Regions from separate parts of the Homo sapiens genome. Here region 2 is linked to region 1. A link is a loop called in an ENCODE intact Hi-C map of the cell type or tissue named here. Cell type or tissue: endothelial cell of umbilical vein. All regions are shown on one strand.

Evidence for each region. Peaks named below come from ENCODE experiments on the same cell type or tissue, not always from the same donor. Only the 100,000 strongest peaks of a DNase experiment are listed, where the experiment ranks them.
Region 2: it touches region 1 in a loop (2.3-fold over the local background); 3 of 110 quality-filtered maps call a loop at or near these places.

What each region holds. Positions count from the first base shown.
Region 1 is chr20:368,751-376,750 of GRCh38, forward strand. No RefSeq gene overlaps it. Among named protein-coding and RNA genes, the nearest start is that of TRIB3, 8.0 kb to the right of the region's middle. In endothelial cell of umbilical vein, no CTCF peak of the experiment used is centred here; DNase peaks (open chromatin) are centred at 1,111, 3,361, 4,591 and 4,851; H3K27ac peaks cover 5,087 bases.
Region 2 is chr20:531,562-539,561 of GRCh38, forward strand. The region is part of intron 1 of CSNK2A1 (casein kinase 2 alpha 1); the gene reads right to left. Among named protein-coding and RNA genes, the nearest start is that of CSNK2A1, 8.2 kb to the right of the region's middle. RefSeq lists an enhancer at 3,121-3,170. In endothelial cell of umbilical vein, no CTCF peak of the experiment used is centred here; a DNase peak (open chromatin) is centred at 4,650.

The DNA of each region.
Region 1 (8,000 bases):
CTGGAGCTCTCATCCAGTCTCACGTCTATGACTCCCAACACTGTATCCTCAGCCCAGACCTCTCCCCTGAACTCCAGCCCATACATTCAAATACCTACCTGATGTCTCTTTGAGGATGTCAAAAGACATGACAGACTCCACAGAACCAAAGCTGAACCTGGGCTTCCCCCAAACACCTCGCTCCATGTCATTTGATGGCAGTTCCATACCTGTCACCGTTCAGGCCAAGAAACCTTGGAAGCACCTTGACACCTCCTTTTCCCTCAAACTCCACATCTAGACCATCAGCAATCCTGTTGGCTCCACCTTTAAAATATACCCAGAATCCAGTCACAGCTCACCTCTAGCATGGCCACTGCCCTGCTCTGAGCCACTGGAGTTTAAGAGAATTATTGCAACACCTGCTCCCTTGTCTTCCTGTCCTTGCCTCATTCAGTCTATTCCAAGTACAGATCCCTAAATGATTTTATTTTAAAAGTAAGTCAAGGCTGGGCATGGTAGCTCATGCCTGTAATCCTAGCGCTTGAGGAGGCCGAGGAAGGAGGATCACTTGGGTGTAGGAGTTTGAGACCCACCTGGGCAATGTGGCAAAACCCTGTCTGTACTTAAAAAAAAGAAAAAAAATGGCTGGGCATGGTGGCTCACCCTGTAATCTTAGCACTTTGGGAGGCTGAGGCGGGTGAATCACCTGAGGTCAGGAGTTCGAGACCAGCCTGGCCAACATGATGAAACCCCATCTCTACTAAAAATACAAAAATTAGCCGGGCAAGGTGATGCACGCCTGTAGTCCCAGCTACTCAGGAGGCTAAGGAAGAAGAATCACTGGAACCCAGGAGGTGGAGGTTGCAGTGAGCCAAGATCGCGCCACTGCACTCCAGCCTGCATGACAGGAGCGAGACTCCATCTCAAAAAAAAAAAAAAAAAAAAAAAGGTAAGTGAGATCACTTCCCTCCTCTCCTTAAACCCTCCCCTGCCTCCCCATGACTCCTCAGCGTCCTTTCAAAGGCCTCCAAAGCTCCAGATTATCTGAACCCCCTTTACCTCTCTGACCTCATCTCCCACCGCCTCCCTGTCACTGGCTGCACTCCAGCCACATTGACCTTCTCCGATGGCACACCAGTCAGCTAGTCAGCTTCCTTTTGGAGCTTTTGCATGAGCTGTTCCTCTTCCTGAAGAATTTGCCCTTCGGATAGTCTCAGGGCATCCACTGAACACTCCACTCAATACAGCCACTGCCTGCCCACCCAACACTCCTCATCTCTGTACTTACTCTTTTTTTCCCTTGCATTCGTCACCCCCTAACATGTGCTACAATGTACTTATTATGGTAATTATTTCTTGCATGTTTCTTTCTTTTTTTTTTTGAGACAGGGTCTCACTCTGTTGCCCAGTCTGGAGTGCAGCAGCATGATCTCAGCTCACTGAAATCTTGGCCTACCTGGCTCAGGCCATCCTCCCTCCTCTGCCTCCTGAGTAGCTGGGACTACAGGCACTCACCACCATGCCTGGCTAGTTGTTGTACTTTTTTGTAGAGATGAGGTTTCACCATGTTGCCTAAGCTAGTCTAAAACTCCTAGGCTCAAGTGATCCTCCCGCCTCAGCCTCCCGAAGTACTGGGATTGCGGGTGTGAGCCGCTGTGCCTGGCTGCACTTTTCCTTCTAATGGAATGTAAGCGCCACTTTTGTCTGTTATTTTCACTGTAGTATCCCTAGCCTTTGGAATGTTGCCTGGCAAGTAGTAGGTACTCAGTAAATATTTGTTGAAGAAACGGATGATTCTATAAATAGCATGGATTGATATGGGAAAGCTATGTAGGTGGATGGATGGATGCTTGTCGGATGGAGGGTAGATGAAAGAACAGCGAGAAATTCGAATGGCTAGATGGTGGGGATGCATTATAAAATAATAATTCATAGATGGAAAAGGAATGAATAGATGGGTGGAGGGATTTAATCTCTTCAACTACTATTTACTGACCACTTGCCGTGTGCCAGGCACTGTATGAGGTGCTAGAGACACTGGTGAGCCACACAGGCAAGGTGCCTGTCCTAAGGGAGCCTGTAGTTCAGTGGGTGAGGCAGACACTAAACAAATAACAAATACATACATAATTCCAATTATAGTTAAGTGTTCTGGTGGAAAAGAACAGGATGCTCTGGGAGAGAATAATATGGATAAGTGATGGAAAAATGGACAATAAATGGGTAGATGGAGATGGATAGGATCGGGGTTATTTGCCTTAAAGGGCCTGGCTTCAGGACTGGAGCTGCTTTACCTTAAAGGGCCTGTCGGACCACATGTACCATCCCACATCCCAGACCAGCTCTGCACTCAGAGACTGTCCCTCTCTCCCTGCCCTGACTCAGCACCTGCCTGGCCTATCCCCAGTGGTCCTGCCTGACTCTACCTCCAGCTCCCACCCTGCTGAGTCACAGTCAGGCTGGTCAGGGGGCTGTCCCATGTTCAGTCCAGCCCCTCAGCCTTCCTCGACCTGGGGGGGTATGGGGAGCAGCCCAGAGGGGAGGGGAGCAGGTGCCAAGCTCTTGATTCCTGTGCCTGAGCACTGCCCTGTTGAGACCAGAGAGAGAATCTATGGCTAGGGTATCTGGGGCTACAGTTGGGGTTTATCTGGGGCCTGGGGTCACACATGATGGATTAGAGCTAAATCTATCTCCAGGGTTATAACTCAATCAGGAGCTAGAATTCAAATTCAGTTTATGGATCATGTGGGGAAAAAGTGACCAAGACACCGTTCAGTTTGGGACCTGGGTCGGCGTTAGCTGTGGCTACGGCCCAGGGCTTAGTGATCACAGGTCAGACCATGTTCAAGGTTTCAGGCCAGAGTGCAGTTGAAGTGCAAAGTCAGGCAATAGGGTTCACCCTAGGACCACAGTCAAGGATCTGGGTCAGTTAGTGTCCAGGGCACTGGCCTTGTCTCCTCTTCTTTGGGAGAGAAGCCAGGTGGATGAGTTGGATCTAAATGTCCTGAGGAGCAACTTCCAGCTCAAGTTCCTTCACCCAGGCGGCCTAAGCCCTCTCAGCACTGGCCCCAAAGCCTTCCTTCATCCCTCAACTTCCTCCATCACTCCCTGACAGCCTGGCCTTGCTCAGTGTCCCTCGCAAGGCTGAACAGTCCTCATTCTGGCACCTCAGGGGACAGGGTAGGGGTGGGGACTATGGGACAGGGCTCAGTGCTGGACCCAGGAGGGCGCCTTGCGCAAGGTTTTCTGATGCAACTGGCTGAGTGCTTCAGCATTCCACCCCCACCCCCCAAGCTTTTCTCAGAAAGGCAAGGCCTGGGCAGTTATCCAGACTGAACATATAATCCCCTTCCTTCTCTGGCCTTTGATGGCTTCAGGACCTGCAGGCAAAAGGAAGGCAGGAAGGCAGGCAGGAAGGAAGGAAGGTCAGGTGACTCAGCAATGCGTCCAGCACTGGGAGCTGGCAGATCTGGGGCTCCCTCATCCTCCAGCTGAGAGGCGAGAAAGAGAATCAGGATCCCTGGAAGTTTGGAGATCCTAACCCCTTATACATACAAAGCAGCAATTATGTGCCTAAGCCCAGGGAGAGACCTGTAGCTGCCCAAGGTCAGAGGCAAGGTCAGAACCAGACCAGCTGTCTTCAGCCCATGGCTATGATCTAGCTATTTCCACTACACAGAAAGAGAGAACCCTTCACCCTTGAGGAGGACACGGGACTTCCCCAGGAACCTCCCGTCAATCCTGTTGAGGCTCCTGAAATGGTGGAATGACGTGGACTTTGGAACCACGCAGACCTGGGTTTAAATCCCAGGCCAGGCACGGTGGCTCATGACTGTAATCCCAACACTTTGGGAGGCTGAGGCAGGCAGATCACTTGTGGTCAGGAGTTTGAGACCAGCCTGGCCAACATGGTAAAACCCCATCTCTACTAAAAATACAAAAACTAGCCAGGCGTGGTGGCACACGCCTGTAATCCCAGCTACTCAGGAGGCAGAAGCGTGAGAATCGCTTGAACCCGGGAGGCGGAGGTTGCAGTGGGCTGAGATCATGCCACCGCACTCCTAGGTGAGAGTGAGACTCCGTCTCAAAAAGCCACACTGGCTAGCTGTGTAACGCTGGGCAGGTTACTTTCACTCTTTGACACTGGATTTGCTCACTTGCAAAGTGGGCGTAAATGCATCCTTAGCTCACAGGGCTGTGGTGAGGCTGACATGAGGAAGCACTGGAAGGCACAGCTTAGGCTCCACATGGGCCACTCTCAGGAAGTGTGTCCCCACCTCCCCCTTTATCCTCAGCTCTCACTGGGTGTGTTTGCTGGGGAAGGAGGTGCAGCAGCCCTGGGGCCTTGGAAATAATAATAGCCACTCACCCTCCAGTGCTTACCATGTGCTGGGAACTCTCCTAAGCGTGAACTTAACCTGTATTAGCCCATTTAACCCTCCATTTAATCCAATAACAGTTCCCAGGCCAGGCATGGTGGTGCATGCCCATAGTCCCAGCTACTCAGGAAGCTGAGGCGGGAGTATCGCTTGAGCCTGGGAGGTTGAGGCTACAGTGAGTCATGATCACCCTACTGCACTGCAGCCTGGGCAACAGAGTGAGATCTTCTCTCAAAAGAAAAGAAAAGAAAAGAGGGAAGGAAGGAAGGAAGGGAGGGAGGGAAATCCCAATGACAATAAGCAGTTCAATAACCCTACAGGAAAACACTGTCATCAATCCCACTTTATAGATAGGGCTGTGGGTCTGAGTAGCTAAGTGACTTTGTCCAAGACAGTGGACAAGAGACCACACGGATTTTGAGCCAGGCCAGCTGGCTCTGAATCCCACTGTCTCCTCCCTCCTTAAACTAGTGATGTCACTGCTCTGAGCCCTGGTTTCCTCATCTGTCTCCAGGGATAAAAATAGCAGCTTCATGGGGAAGTTTGAGGATGACACAAGATGACGTAAGGGAGGTCCCCACACAGGGCTCCACCCACAGGCATGAGAAGAGCCTTTCTCAGGAAGAATCCCAGGCCGCCCCTGGGGCAACCGCCGGGCTGGCCTTCCTGCCTCTCCTTAGGCCCAGCCTAGCGTGATCTGGATGGTGAGAGATTTCTGCAAAGCCCCCAGGGGCCTCCAGAGAAGGGAGGTGCCCGGTCTCCTAGATAAGGGCTCCCAGAGAGGATCACAGCCCTGGAGTTGCCATTCTTGAATCACCCACTGTCTTCCCCAAGTTGATTGGTCTGAATCCATGTACTTATTTTTTATATTAGTTCCATAATGTCTTCCTTCCAACCAGCTCATCTTTTACTTATTTATTTATTTATTTATTTTATTTATTTTTTTATACAGAGTCTTGCTCTGTCACCCAGGCTGAAGTGCAGTGGTATGATCTCGGCTCACGGCAATCTCTGCCTCCTGGGTTCAAGCGACTCTCATGCCTCAGCCTCCCAAGTAGCTGGGACTACAGGTGCATGCCACCACGTCCAGCTAATTTTTGTATTTTTAGCGGAGATAGGTTTTTGCCATGTTGGCCAGGCTGGTCTCAAACTCCTGACCTCAGGTGATCCACTCACCTCTGCCTCCCAAAGTGCTGGGATTACAAGCATGGACCACTGTGCTTGACCACAACCACCTCATTTTAAAAAACTTATCTAAATTTATTTAACATGGAAATTTTAAATCACTGACCTCAAATAGAAAACTACTATGATTTGCCATAAAGAAGAGGTAAGCATACAATTACATACAAAAAAAGCAGAACCAGGTTATTCCATTCCAGCTAAATCCTGTTTCTTGCTGAAGGCTCCAAGCTGAACTCTGCTGTCTCATTCTTAACAAGAGAGGTGTTAAAAACATAGAAGCTGTGAGGCCGGGCACGGTGGCTCATGCCTGTAATCCCAGCACTTTGGGAGGCCGAGCGAGTGGATCACGAGGTCAGGAGATCGAGACCATCCTGGCTAGCACGGTGAAACCCCGTCTCTACTAAAAACAATAACAACAACAACAACAATCAGCCGGGCGTGGTGGCGGGCGCCTGTAGTCCCAGCTGCTTGGGAGGCTGAGGCAGGAGAATCGCTTGAACCCGGGAGGCAGAGATTGCAGTGAGCTGAGATCATACCACTGCATTTCAGCCTGGGTGACAGAGCAAGAGCAAGACTCCGTCTCAAAAACAAACAAAACAACAACAACAAAAAAAAAAACCATACAAGCTGTTGGCCGGGCGCGGTGGCTCACACCTGTAATCCCAGCACTCTGGGAGGCCAAGGTGGGTGGATCACGTGGTCAGGAGATCAAGACCATCCTGGCCAACATGGTGAAACCCTGTCTCTAGCAAAAATACAAAAATTAGCTGGGTGTGGTGGCACACGCCCATATTCCCAGCTACTGGGGAGGCTGAGGCAGGAGGATGGCGTGAACCCGGGAGGCGGAGCTTGCAGTGAGCTGAGATCACGCCAGTGCACTCTAGCCTGGGTGACAGAGCGAGACTCCGTCTCAAAGAAAAAGAAAAAAAAAAAAAGAAGCTGTTAAATGAGACTTTCTCCCTGAGTCTTTGGAGAAACAGCAAGAAAACTGAAAGGGTTTAAGTGTATCACAATTATGATTCAAAGTTATGTCATACGGTATCTGGAGACCCTAAAACCCTCTGGCACTCAGCCATTGTTGTACATGGTATATTTCAGAAAACACTGACCTCACTGACCTACTCCAACTTTCTCTTCTTATTTTACAGATAAGAAATTTGAAGCCCCCGCAAAGGGAGGTGACTTGTCCACAATCTCACAGGCTCAGTGGCTTCAGCCAGACTTGGAACGCAACCAGAAGTTCTAAGGCATCATGTCACTTTTGTGGGGGAAATGTATGAAGATGAAAAGTTTCAAGGACACCTATGGTGGAATTTTAGGCATATGGCAATCACTAGGGACACCCATGTGGAAGGAAAGGAGGCAGGCATGGCTCATGTCATTGCTGTGGGCCCCACATCAGTGCTGGGGGTCAGAGACGGAACTCATCAGAACTATAGCAAAGAGGCCGGGCACAGTGGCTCACGCCTATAATCCCAGCAGTTTAGGAGGCCAAGGTGGGCGGATCATTTAAGGTCAGGAGTTCGAGACCAGCGTGGCCAACTTGGTGAAACCCCGTCTCTACTAAAAATACAAAAACATTAGCCAGGTGTGGTAGTCCACACCTGTAATGCCAGCTACTCAGGGAGCTGAGGCAGGAGAATTGCTTGAACCCGGGAGGCAGAGGTTGCAGTGAGCCAAGATCACATGCCACTTCCCTCCAGCCTGGGCAGCAGAGCGAGACACTGCCTCAAAAAAACAAACAAACAAACAAAAAACCAAACCTATAGGAAAGAGAAAAGCAGCCTTCTGGGCTCAGAAATCTGAGTAGAAAGATGTTCTGAGCCTGGAGAAAGAAATTCATAAAAGCCTGACTCTCTCTCCAGAAAAGAGTACATTTCTGCATTTAATTTTGGGAGGTTGGTCACCATTCTTTTCCTCGCTTCTAAATAAATGCTTATATAGCATTTATATTCCAGTCACTTTACAAATATTGTCATTTAATTCTCATGCAAACCAACGAGGTAGGAACTATTGTTATCCCCATTTTACAGATGGGGAAACTGAAGTACAAAGAGCTGAAGTAACTTTTCCAAAATAGATGTGGTTTTGAACCCAAGAAATGTGATACAACTATGACATGAGGCAGTCCCAATGCATTGAATCCTTATGACTGCAATGCAAGGGAGGTATAATTAACTGCATTTTATAGATGCAGAAACTGAGGCTTGAGGCTATTTGGTGTTTCTGGTGTAGATCTAGGAGCCAAACTCCAGCCTACCTAGACTCTTTGCCTCTGCTGTACCCCTGGACCATGTGTTAGGAATTCTTGGTACAGGGTGGTAGTGCTCAATATGGTAGTGGTTTTAGTCTGTTTTCTGTTGCTTATAACAGAATGTCTGAAACTGAACAATTTTGAAAGAAAAGGAATTTATTCCTTACAGCTATGGAGGATAGGAAGTCCAAGATTGAGGG
Region 2 (8,000 bases), 160 kb after region 1:
GTACATGTACATTTTTTTTTGAAGAAAAAAATTATTACAGGCTCAGGAAATCTGTAAACTCCAGCAAAATTAATAATTCCTGAGTTAGACAAACAGAAACTCATCTAAGAAGGCTAACTTGGTGATTTACATAAATATTAAAAAATTAAACTGCTCAAACTAAGTATATGCCATTCTTTCCTGAAGGAAGACAAGAAGACAATGTATCCTAGGCTTCAGAGTATGAGACCCAAGCTTGATGAATGATTAACAAAATGTCAGCCTCAGAAAAGATACAGTAGCATTCAGAGTTAGTCAGGTAGAGATAACAGTTTTACAAAAGGGAACTTTACTTCTGCCTCACATTACTGCTTAGAAAATAAGAACTTGAATTTCTTCACTACTGTCCAACCTTAAATTGTTCACAGTCTTGTATTTTAAAGCATATCCTTTGAATCATGTGTCCAAAGAGAATTACTTGTGGGTCAGAGAGGTACCTTAAAATGGCTTTAAAAACTTAAAACCAAGATTATTTTCAGATTGTTTACCCCCTTGAATCTTAAAACTGTTCAGATATCCAATTACTGAGCTTTCTAAATTAGTGCTCCCAGTTTTTCTAAACTTTTAACTTTTTTTTTTTTTGAGATGGAGTCTCGCTCTGTCGCCAGGCCTGGAGTGCAGTGGCACGCTCTCGGCTTACTGCAACCTCCGCCTCCTGGGTTCAAGCGATTCCCCCGCCTCAGCCTCCTGAGTATCTGGACTACAGGCAAGCGCCACCATGCCCGGCTAATTTTTTTTTTTTTTTTTTTTTGTATTTTAGTAGAGACAGGGTTTCACCATGTTGGCCAGGATGGTCTTGAACTCCTGATCTTGTGATCTGCCCGCCTCGGCCTCCCAAAGTGCTGGGATTACAGGTGTGAGCCACTGCTCCCAGTCTTTTTTACAGTCAAGACAGAAAATAATATTTGTATGGCACAATGGGGTAAATGATCAAGACTGCTCTGGATCTGAGGTCATTAGTTTGGATGCTGTATCCAAACTATATTCTGCATGAATGGCCAGAGGTGTGAGGGGACCAGTATCTCAACACATCTGTAACGCACCCTAACACAATACACTGGTTGAGAAATTCTAGTTTAAATAACTTGTGGAGATCACGACCTGAATAGTCAAAATCCATGCAGCAGGTTGAGAAAACTATTTCACAATTCCTCTTATTTCAAGAGATACGCAATCACCTTTTGCAGCTTTCAAGTATAGACCAGATGTACTAACAGGCAACCATTTCGTCTGGAAGATCATCTATTTGGAGGTCACTGACACAAAAAAACAAAAACAACAAAGACAAAACAAGCCTCCTTACCCTAGCTCAGAAGGATAAGCCAAAAGAAAACAGGTTAACGGTAAAAATGTATGATTAAATGAAGTTATTGTTTTTTTTCCTCCACTTCATATTGATTCTCTTTTCCCATGTCAATTTAAGGTGGTAACCATGGCCAACAACATTCTCTCTCACCTATCATACTAATGCCATATAAGTAGTAGTGTTTTTGTTTTTTCAAGTGGGGAAATATATACAGCTCAAAAAAACAAAAAAATATCTAGCAACTAACTCCTTGGCAGTTCCCTTGACTCTCTGACCTTTAAGTCCCAAGGTTCTAAGTATACAATGAATAAGAAAACTACCTGTTCAAACCCAACAGAATATGTTTTTTTCTGGTTTGATTAAGGCTTCGAATTTGGAACATAAATACTCTCAGTAATACTTAGTAATTCATGAAGTTACTGCTTGTGTAAACTTGCAGAATATTTAACTTTAGGAGATTATAAATCCTAACATGCCCCTAGGGGCCTTCTGCTTTTATTCCTACATACAAAACATACAACATGTTTGTTTTTAAAAACAATGCACATAGGCCAGGTGTGGTGGCACACACCTGTAGTCCCAGCTACTTGGGAGGCTGAGGCAGAAGCATCACTTGAACCCAGGAGGCAGAGGTTGCAATGAGCCGAGATCATGTCACTGCACTCCAGCCTGGGTGACAGAGCGAGACGCTGTCTCAAAATAAATACATACATACATACAAAAAAATTAAACCAATACACGGAAGTATTACTTCCATAAAACAAACCAGGAAGTACAGTAAAACAGAAAACATTAGCATTTGGGCCTTTTGTGTGAATTACATTTCTCCACCTTCAACCCAGAAAAGGGATCTGAGTGTCAATGTGACATAAATGACATAGCAACAGTGTGAGGTCTCCCAATGAAGGGAGGTATTAGAAGAAAATCCAAGCAGTTTGATTTGGATTAATAGTTCTACCCCAAACACCTAAGAGAAATCGGAATTCCAGTACTGTCTCTTACAATATAGTCATCATCTATACACCTTTTTACCACGCCATATAAGCAAAATAAAGTCACAATGTGAAACTTTACTCCACTGGCTATTACCCTCTGGAACCAAAAGATGGAAAACTTCATTTGGGATATACAGTAATCTAAAGAAAAATTCAGCACTTATGAATGTAATAACTACTGTTACCATTTGAATGCCTCTTACAAACCAGGCACAGTATCAGATGCATATTCTGATTTTAGAAATAAACAGATTCAGAGGTTAAATAATCTGCCAAAAACAACAGGATTACTAAGTGGTGGAAGCCAGATCTGTTTAGGATCCAAAGCCTAAATAGGTTCTTTTCACTAAATTTAATACTATTTCCTTAGTTCTCCAAACTGATTTATTAACAGCCTATCCAAAACACTATAATAAAATGAACTGCTTTAAATTTGGAGGCAAGGTAGGGGTGGGATACTGAGTTTCAATAATCAGGTTTCTTCATTATTCTTTTACCTGAATGGGCTGGCCACCAGGCCACAATTGTATAAAAATCAGATTTTAAATGATGGAAAAGCTTTTCTGTGTGGCTACTGAAGGGAGAAAGGAAGACAACTGAGACATGCCCCACCTTGCTGGCTGGGGGCTGGTGACATCTGTGGGCCTCAGTGTTGGACTCCAGATGCAACAAAGCCTAAAGTTTTGAATATGTATGAAGGTCAATGTGATGTTTTCCAAAAACAGTCATAAAAGATGGCTGTGAAAAACCCCCTAGTATAACAACTGTATGTAACAAGAGCATATAGGTAGCTGCAGATGAATGCTCAGGTCCTTAGCTGTGGTGTTTAAAAATTCTTCAGACCAGGCTGGGTGCAGTGGCTCACACCTGCAATCCCAGCACTTTGGGAGGCCGAGATGGGTGGATTGCCTGAGCTCAGGTGTTAGAGACCAGCCTGGGAAACACAGTGAAACCCCATCTCTACTAAAATACAAAAAAAAAAAAAAGCCAGGCGTGGCAGCGTGCGCCTGTAGTCCCAGCTACTTGGGAGGCTGAGGCAGGAGAATTGCTTGAACCCGGGAGGTGGAGGTTGCAGTGAGCCAAGGTCGTGCCACTGCACTCCAGCCTGGCAACAGAGTGAGATGCTATCTCCCAAAAAAAAAAAAAAAAAAAAAAAAAAAAAAAATTTCTTCGGACCAGTGTGGTGGCTCATGAGTGTAATCTCAGCACTTTGGGAGGCTGAGTTAAGAGGACTGCTTGAGCCCAGGAGTTTGAGACCAGCCTGGGCAACATGGTGAGACCTTGTCTCTACAAAAAAAATTAACAACTACCCACAAAGAAAACCCTAGCTCAAGATGGCTTCACTGGAAGGAAAAATGAACTGGTCAGGAAGACAGACAAATAGAAGCAAATAATGAAAGCATTTTATTTGACATTGATAACCTTCTCACAATAAATTATGTGGCAAAATACATGCTTGAATACTTAATTGCTAGGCAATAGTCTATTTTCATTTTTTCACAAAAGGTAGACAACTCCAAAGCAGATGGCCATTTGTAGCCATTCTATATAATCATAAATACACAAAACACTGGCCGGGCGCGGTGGCTCACGCCTGTAACCCCAGCACTTTGGGAGGCTGAGGCGGGTGGATCACCTGAGGTCAGGAGTTTGAGGCCAGCGTGGCCAACATGGCGACACCCCGCCTCTACTAAAAATACAAAAATTAGCCCGGTGGGGTGGCATGCACCTGTAATCCCAGTTACTTAGGAGGCTGAGAGAGGAGAATCACTTGAACCCAGGAGGCAGAGATTGCGCCACTGCACTCCAGCTTGGGCGACAGAGCAAGACTCCATCTCAAAAAAAAAAAAAAAAAAAGTTTTAAAGTGCCGATAAATACAAGTTCCTGGTCTGCCTACAGTTTATCACTTAATAATACAAAGCAAACAAGAAAGCAAGTTAGTGGATTACCTGAGAGAGCAAGACATAGAGAAGATGTTAATGCAGGGAGCTGGCCTTCTCCAAACATATCCCTAACACACAATATTCAAGCAATTCCCAAACTGTGATCAGAGAACCACTGGGAGTAAGACCTCTGATCTATATTTACAAGTCTATAGGTGAGCAAAGGTAGACCTTTTCCTGAGTCTGAGATGGGAATATTACCTTCTCTATCTAGAAGCAAAAGAATCCTAGACTCACCAGGACTAGGTAATAGACACTGTACACGAGTAATTGAGGTAATCTACACTGGGCGTGACTTACATACTGATCCACCCCTAGGCAGCAATTCATACCTCACCCACCCAACAGGCTACATTAGAAACAAGGAAGTACAGGTCAAAAGTCTCATTAAAAAAATAAGAACTCTTGGCAGCAGAAAATGAAAATAAAGAATGAAGAATGACAGCACTGGCAATAAACACATTCTTTTCTCCGAAAGGGAAGGGAAAGAACTAATGTTGGGCACCCACATGCCAGACATTTTATCAATTTTCTCCTTTAATCCTCAATAATCCTGAGATAATACTAGCTAGTACTCTAGTTATTAATCCTCACAAAAATCCTGAGGTAGGTACTACTAATTCCCATGTTACAGGTGAAGAAACCAAAAGTTAGTAAGTTGCCCAAGGTAGTTGTTATCCGAACTGTAGAGACAAGAACTCCCAGACTTGAAGAGGTTAAGTAAACTTCCCCAAACTCAAAGTGGGAGTTCTTTCCCACTAACCTATTGCCTTCCCCTCCCTACCCGCAATCTCAATTAATTCTCTATTCTACCCCCTTCTCATTTCTGCAGCTGTTTCAAAAACTACACCTAAGATACAAAGCAAATAGGAGTTATTATAAGAAAACACCTCCAAAATCTACTAAGTTGTGGTATGATATGCCTGTTATCAGAAAACGTCACTCAATTTTGAGCTTGGAGGGCAGTGACAGTTTGGAGATCTTTAGCACAACGCCTGCCAGAAACGTGGCAGGCGCTCAGGATCTGCTGAATGAACAACATCTTCTGAGTGGTTATGAATTCAATAACCCAAAATGACCATCTCGTATTTCTGGATATGACATGATACCATTTTTTGGAAAATAATTTACCCATTCATTTTAAACAGGGTAGCTTTCTTAAAATTTATAGAACATTGATGAGATAGCTAAACTGAGAAATGCCCATTAAAGCATTAGTCATAACTTCAGGAAAATTTCAAATGTTCACTTTTCCAAGCAAATTAAAATGTTTCAGCTAATAAAAACCTGTCAGAAAAACCCACAAGACAAGAAAGTATAAAAAGAAAAGAGCAGCCAATATAAGGGCATTTAAGATGTCACACATAAAAAATTATAAAACATTAATCTAACTTGTACCTTGGTATTTAACCCTAAAACTGTCACCTCAGATAACACAATATTTTCTATGCAAGAAAACATTATCACCACGAATGTAAAGAAGCTTGCCGACCATAGCAACTGTTGCTACGTAGGGTTTTTTAATGTCTAAGACTGAAAGACAGAATTTGTAGAAACCAGTTAAAATGCCACTCTTAGCAGTATCTTGTGATACTGTGAATGCTTTCACCTTAAACTTTTTAAAAGACTCAATCTTTGACTTCTACATGTGAAAAAAAAAAAGTACATCTGGGAGCACTCAACGTAAGAAAACTACCAATTGTCTATAACCCAATGAAAATACATCCTTTGTTACAATGACAGCAGCTACTTTTCCTTAATAATCCTAGAGGAATTTCTTCATTTGAAAAGCTGGCTGGCCTAGATTTCTCTATAAACTAAATGACATGCTACTTTCGAAATTATCCATTTCAGAAGTTCAAAGAAATTCAGGTATAAGAACACATTAATACTCTCATGAAACAAACCTTATCCAGGTTACCCACGAATTGTGACAGATCAAAACCCAGTTTCTCATTTCAAATCAAGTATCACATTATTTATTACCTTAAAATACTAAGCCCTTACCTAATTCAATGGCAAATCATATTGGTTTTCAGTTTCTGAACTTGTACAAATCATACTGTAATATTTATGCAAAAGTTGTCATATAGTTGAATATTATAGACAGTTAACATCTTTTTTTTTTTTTTTTGAGACGGAGTCTTGCTCTGTCCCCCAGGCTGGAGTGCAGTGGCGTGATCTTGACTCACTGCAACCAACCTCCGTCTCCCAGGTTCAAGTGATTCTCAGCCTCCTGAGTAGCTGGGACCACAGGCACGCACCTCCACACTCAGCTAATTTTAGTAGAGATGGGGTTTTACCATGTTGGCCAGGCTGGTCTTGTCCTGACCTCAAGTCATCTGCCCACCTCGGCCTCTCAAAGAACTGGGATTACAGGTGTGAGCCACCATGCCCGGCCAACAGTAGAAAAGGGTACTCAGGGAACATAGTTCAAAAGTCATGATTCTCTATTGGCTGGACCAGGATTCTAGACTAGCTCTAGGGCTGAGATATCTTAGTAGACCAGTTAACATTCATGTGGCCCAATTTCCCTTACTCTAAACCCAAAGTCAAACATAACCTCTAAAGTCTTTCATACCCTGAAATGCTAATCTTGTAATCATCTTTCTATTCAGGTAATAACTCAAAAGAAATGGTCTCACTTCCTTCATCCTCTGACTAAAGTTTAGTTAGTCCATATTTTATGAATCCAATTAATAGGATACTTTAAAGAACAAAAAGAAAAGACTTTTCTTAAAAGCTAGAAACTCCATTCTGTAGTGATGATTCCCAGATCTGACTCTTAAACTCAACAACCTCAACAGACAATGACAGGGAGAAAAGATCTTACAAGTTTGAGCTGAGCTGGGGTGGGGTGGGAGGTGTGAGAGAACAGAGAGACAGTTACAAATTCACAAAAATGTATCACCCATTTCCATCTCCTCTAAAAAAATATGAAATAAGCCTTAAAAGGCTGTCATAGAAACCCATTATTAAGCCAATAAAAACTAATGAAGAAATTATGTCATTTATCCAAGATATGGAAGAACCACCTATTTACAGAAATCCTACCAATGTCCTAGACCTTCAGAAACTACATCTCACTAAGCTGACCATCAAGCCCCTTCAAACTGCATCTAAGGACAATAATAATATTCAAACATCAAGAAACAGGCACAGGTTCCACTCAACACCATTATTCCGTGGAGTCTTCCAGGACTAAATTGTTTTATAGAATCTTTGCTATCTTTGTTCTCTAGAAAATGATATCCCAAAGACTCTAAAATAAAACCAGCAAAACCCCTGTATTTGTTTTCCATTGTGTCATAACAAATTATCACAAACAAAACAACACAAATGGATTATCTTACAGAAGTCAGTGGGCTTGACTGGGTCTCACAAGGGCTAAATGAGGGTATCCAGTGGGTGGGTTCCCTGCTGGAAACTCTGGGGAAAATTTGCTTCCACATTCATTCAAGCTATTGGCTGAATTTAGTTCCTTGCAGCTGTAGGACTGAGTTCCCACTTCCTTGCTGGTTGTCAGCTGGGACTGGCCTTTCCTACTAGAGGCTGCCTGCATTCCCCGTCTCACACTTTCAATCTGGTCCCCTCCAGTAACGGCAGGCTGAGTCCTTCTCATGCTTCAAATTTGACTTCCCCTTCTGCCTCATCTCTGACACCAGCCAGAAAAAGTTCTCTGCTTTTAAGTGCTTATGTGAGTAGAATAAACCCAC